Regions from separate parts of the Homo sapiens genome. Here region 1 is linked to region 2. A link is a loop called in an ENCODE intact Hi-C map of the cell type or tissue named here. Cell type or tissue: CD4-positive, alpha-beta T cell. All regions are shown on one strand.

Evidence for each region. A loop is a pair of places that touch in the nucleus more often than their neighbours do. Peaks named below come from ENCODE experiments on the same cell type or tissue, not always from the same donor. Only the 100,000 strongest peaks of a DNase experiment are listed, where the experiment ranks them.
Region 1: it touches region 2 in a loop (3-fold over the local background); 18 of 110 quality-filtered maps call a loop at or near these places.

Annotation. Positions count from the first base shown.
Region 1 is chr5:172,450,114-172,452,613 of GRCh38, reverse strand. All of the region lies in intron 1 of SH3PXD2B (SH3 and PX domains 2B), which reads left to right. Among named protein-coding and RNA genes, the nearest start is that of SH3PXD2B, 3.2 kb to the left of the region's middle. In CD4-positive, alpha-beta T cell, CTCF peaks have their summits at 1,009 and 1,208 (motif pointing right); DNase peaks (open chromatin) are centred at 643 and 1,223.
Region 2 is chr5:172,958,058-172,960,557 of GRCh38, reverse strand. It overlaps RPL26L1 (ribosomal protein L26 like 1), which reads right to left and starts at 1,134. Exons shown (of 4, transcript NM_016093.4): 1 at 1,090-1,134; 2 at 517-693. The coding sequence starts at 684. It overlaps RPL26L1-AS1 (RPL26L1 antisense RNA 1), which reads left to right and starts at 1,190. Exons shown (of 4, transcript NR_026682.1): 1 at 1,190-1,268; 2 at 2,301-2,419. In CD4-positive, alpha-beta T cell, a CTCF peak has its summit at 1,228; DNase peaks (open chromatin) are centred at 1,197 and 1,677; H3K4me3 peaks cover 2,048 bases; H3K27ac peaks cover 1,130 bases.

The DNA of each region.
Region 1 (2,500 bases), 510 kb after region 2:
CTATCACGCCCATATCAGGCAGAGGGCCTTAAGCCCATTTGACAGATGAGGAAACCAGGGCTCAGCAAAGTGAGGTCCCACGCCTAAGGTCACAGTCAAGAGCCAAGCAGGGATGTAGATCCAGGCCCGCTGGACCCCAAAAGGACCACACCACTTCCCACATCCGGTACCCCTATAGTTTCTCTGAGCAAAGTCCTCTGAAAAACTGGGAAATCTCTCTTATCATTAGTGAAAACCTGGAAGCTTTTCATTCTCTGCTGTGTCAGCTCCATCCTTGCCAGTTTTTTGAAGGTTTTGCGCTTTGAGAACCGTCTTTTGAAGCTTTCAGCCACTTTTTGGGGGCCCCCTGAGACAAGTTTCTATGTTAAAACATAGATTGGGATTCAGATCTTGGCCTCCCAGGTTGTAGCTGTGTCACCTCAGCCTCAGTTTTTTCATCTGTGTAATGGGGATGGTGGTGTCCATTTCCTAGAGGTAGCAGCCGCATGACAGGCTGCCTTAGGGCATTCCTAAATGCCCTAAAGGCATAGCTCCCTGCCTGCCTGTCCTGAGGTATCTTGTCACTGATTGGGAACATGCCAAAGTCACATGGTAGGGGGATTCATCAAGAACTTGTTTTTCTGCATGTGGCTTTAGTCACTCATGTGATTCAAGAGGCCCTCTCCCTTCTAGCCCAGGCTTCTGGGTTCATCAGATGAGGAGGGGCAATGGGCTGAACTGAAGCCTGAGTCATCCACAGGAACAGAGAACATTTACTGCCTTGATGGCAGGGGGGCCAAACCCAATGGAAACAGATCCCTGTGGTGGGCGACCGCTGCTGTTCCCAAGCTCCACCCCAACCCCTCACACAATCTGGAAAGAGCGGGCATGAAGGCAGCTATTGGCAGGCCTGGACTTTGACTCCCATTTGGTATCCCTTTTTCTGAAGCCACCCTGGAGAGACAGCATCAGCTGGGGAGTTGAACTTTTCTGCTGTGTGACCTCGGACTGGTTGGTTTGCCTCTCTGAGCTCTAGCTTCTGTGTAAATACTGCTACATCCCTCAAGGGCAGAGTTTCTCAAACTCAACACTTTTGACATTTGGGGCTGGATCATTCTTTGTTTCAGGGCTGTCCTGTGGATTGCAGGATGTTTAGCAGCTTCCCTGGCTTCTACCCAGCTAGTTATCCCCCTTCCCAATTGTGACACCCAAAAGGCCTCCAGGCATTGATTGCTGCATGTCCTCTAGGGGGCAGCACCACACACATTCCCACCCCAGCCACTGCGCCATAGACTATAAAGTCAGTTTTTGAGAGTCCTCTTCACTACGCCCCCTAATTTCCCACTACCCCTCTCCCCATTTGCAGCCATCTCGGCCACTACCTGCTCATCACTCACTTGCCTGTGAGGGACAGGGTCACAGGTGCTGTAGATGTCATTGGAGAACTGCACCCGGAGTTCAGGGCTGCCCATCAGGGCTGGGCCACCTGCTCCCTCTGAAATGGTGCCTTCTCCATGATCAGAATGGCGTCCTCTCCAGCCCCAGCCTCAGTCACCCGCAGGCAGAGACATCATCCATGGGCCCAGGGGCAGAGCCACAGGCCAGGTCTGGAGAATGCAGGGCCAGAAGCTCCAGGTGCCTGTGAGATCCTGAGAGGCTGATGACAATGAACCATGATATTGTTTGGAGAGCCTTTCCCTGGAGCCACTGCCCTCTGTTGGAAGCAGGGAGATGAAGATTTGGGGAGCTCCTGCCTTTCTCTGCCAGCATCTTTCCTGCACTAGAGCCCGAGGGCTTGGGGATGAATGGAGAGGGGCTTTTGAGGGTGACATCCTGGGAGACCCTCCCCAGCTAGCTTGTCTTCAGCTTGGGGGGAGGAAGAAGAGCTCCAGGTAGGATTTGTGGGTTTTATTTGGATCACCCCATTTCCCGCACTGGAGAGGGATGTACAGAAGCATTAGTGTCTCGGCAGCAGGAGCCTGGAGATGCTGGCCTGCTCTGTCTCAAGATCTTTAAATGTTAAGAGGAGCAGGATGGTCGGAATATTTATGGCAGCAAGAATAACAGTGGTCAAAGTGTCCTCGGTAACCTGAGCGGGGCACTGGGTCCCTTTCAAATGGGTATATTTTCAATATAGTAATACAATATTCTGCACATATATAGATACATAGAATAAAATAGCTATCTATATCTATATACCTTCCAAGTCTTCACATCTCTATATTTTGCCAATTTGTTTCAAAACTTTTTTGTTTTTATTTTTAAGAAATAAAGCATCGCAGATGCAAACCCCCCGGACGCCCTCCCCGATGCTGCCCCTCCCCCATAAAACCACTATCCTGCATTTGATGTTGATCATTCCCATGCACTTATAAAAAATAGACTAATAGATAGGATTTTTTTTAACAGCTTTCTTGAGGTATAATTTACATACCATAAAATTCACCCATTGTAAGTGTGCAATTCACTTATTTTTAAAGTAAATTTGCAGAGCTATGCAACCGTCACCACAATGCAGTAT
Region 2 (2,500 bases):
TCCATCAATCCCACTACACCCAAATACACTAAAACACTACTCTCACTGCAGCACCTTCCCCTACAGTCTGGTTCAACAAGCCACCCTGGGCAACAACACTTGGCAAACTAGCAGCCAGAAGGTTAAATCAAAAGTATTTTTGGTGGGGCACGGTGGCTCACACTTGTAATCCCAGTGCTTTGGGAGGCTGAGGTGGGAGGATCACTTGAGGCCAGGAGTTCAGAGACCAGCCTGGGCAACATAGCAAGACCCTATCTCTACAAAACAAACAAAAAAGCAGGTTTTTGCTTGGTTGACATACTGTTTTATTAAATTTTACTATTACTATTAAATAATTAAATGCTCTAAAGCAACGCAGGCACTCTCTGGTGGCTCTGAACCCTATCTCTGGCCTAACACATCTGAAGGGTCACACTACTTTCCAGAGTCCTGAGGCATGTGAGTCTGTGACTGCTCCACGCATGACGTTCTTAGGCAACGGTGTCCGAGCGCCACTAGCGCCGGAGGGAGACGTACCTGGACCTCGTCGTCCTTGCGGATGGGCATGGAGCGGACATTGTACTTCTGCCGCAGCTCCTTGGAGAGCGGGGATGACATGATCTTCCTGCGCACGTGTGAGGGGGCATTGAAGTGACGTTTGCGGTTTTTACTGCGGTCCGAGGTAACGAAGGGATTGAACTTCATGGTGACCCTCTACAAAGGGCGGAGAGAGACGGAATGAAGGGGCGCTCAGTGGGTTACAGGGGCCTGTTCTCGACCCAAGACACTCCTCATCCCCCAACAAAGGCTCTACAGGGGAGGTAGCCTCTGAAAAGGCAACTGAGGGAGGACAGAGAGATGCGACTAGTCTGACTATCACATAAAGTGAGGCGTGTGTGGAGGTCGCATGCCCGTCTAAAGGGGTCGTGGGGGAGAGGGTAGCACTGGGACCTTGAGGCTGAGGAAGGAATGCTAGGGTTAGGCAGGAATGGGTGGTCGGGAGGTCACTCAAAGAGAGCTGTGGGGTGACATGTGTTCCCGCGACACATAGGGCAGGGTCTCACGGGGCGGTAGAGTTCACTGTCCGAGAAAACTCCAGCCTCCACTCACCCGGCTACTAGCTGCCTCAGACCCTGAGTGCGCAGGGCCGGAAGTGAGTTTCCGTGCCGCGCAAGCGCAGAAAGACATCGAAGCCCCATTTCCGTAGGAGCGAAGTCGAATGGCGCCCCCAGCGGCTTGGGGTGGGATCTCAGTGCCTCATTCCTGGCGGCCCCGGGAGGGCGATGCCAGTGAGTACAAGGGCCTGCTTGTGTAGGGCCTGCGGTAGAGGCTTACTGGTGTTCTTTTTTTTTTTTTTGAGACGGAGTCTCGCTCTGTCGCCCAGACTGGAGTGCAGTGGCGCGAGCTCGGCTCACTGCAAGCTCCGCCTCCCGGGTTCACGCCATTCTCCTGCCTCAGCCTCCCGAGTAGCTGGGACTACAGGCGCCCCCCACCACGCCCGGCTAATTTTTTGTATTTTTAGTAGAGACGGGGTTTCACCCTGTTAGCCAGGATGGTCTCGATTTCCTGACCTCGTGATCCGCCCGCCTCGGCCTTCCAAAGTGCTGGGATTACAGGCGTGAGCCGCCGCGCCCTCCTACCTCTACTTTTTTCTATCTCTGGGACTAAACGGCGGCCGGCGGCGTGCCTGCGGGTTTGTGGCCGCCGCCCCGCCCCTCTCTCCTAGACCCCGCCCCTCTCATCCAGTCCCCGCCCACTCCGGCCGCTCCGCGCCCACCTGTGGCCCTCTTGGCCCTTCTGCCCGTGCCTGGCCCCGCCGGGTCGCTCCCGAGCTCCGCGTTTCGTTCGCCGACCCCTGGAAGACTGCCTGGAGGCCCGGGCGCCACCCAACCACTGGCTAGGCCGACACTTTGCGCGGACCCTGGGTGTAAAAGGTCCCCGGGTCTCTGGTCCCGACGGAGCTGTGAGGGAGATCAACCACGCCCCCTCCGTGGGCACCGTGGCGGCAGGGAAGGAAAAGGGCTCTGGGTCTCGACTCTCTTCGGGTTAAGAACCGACGGGGTTTATTCTATGCAAGGTGTTATTAACTCCAACTCTCCCTTTCGTTCATTCATTCCATATATGTTGAACGACAACTTAGTGCCAAATGCCGGCATGCTGAAACTCAGAGAGGGAAGATGTCTTGCAAGTACAGCAGCCACACCCAGGCAGGTCCCGTGCTCTCTCTTAGTTTATCAGTGTTCCCTGACATGTAGTGGTGACATTGTTAAACACCTGCGTTTACTAATACTAGATTTTTTTTTTTTTTTTTTTTGAGATAGAGTTTCGCTCTTGTTCCCTGGGCTGCAGTGCAGTGGCACCATCTCGGCTCACCGCAACCTCCGCCTCCCAAGTTCAAGCGATTCTCCTGCCTCAGCCTCCCCAGTATCTGGGATTACAGGTATGCGCCACCACGCCCGGCTAATTTTGTATTTTTAGTAGAGACGGGGTTTCTCCATGTTGGTCAGGCTGGTCTTGAACT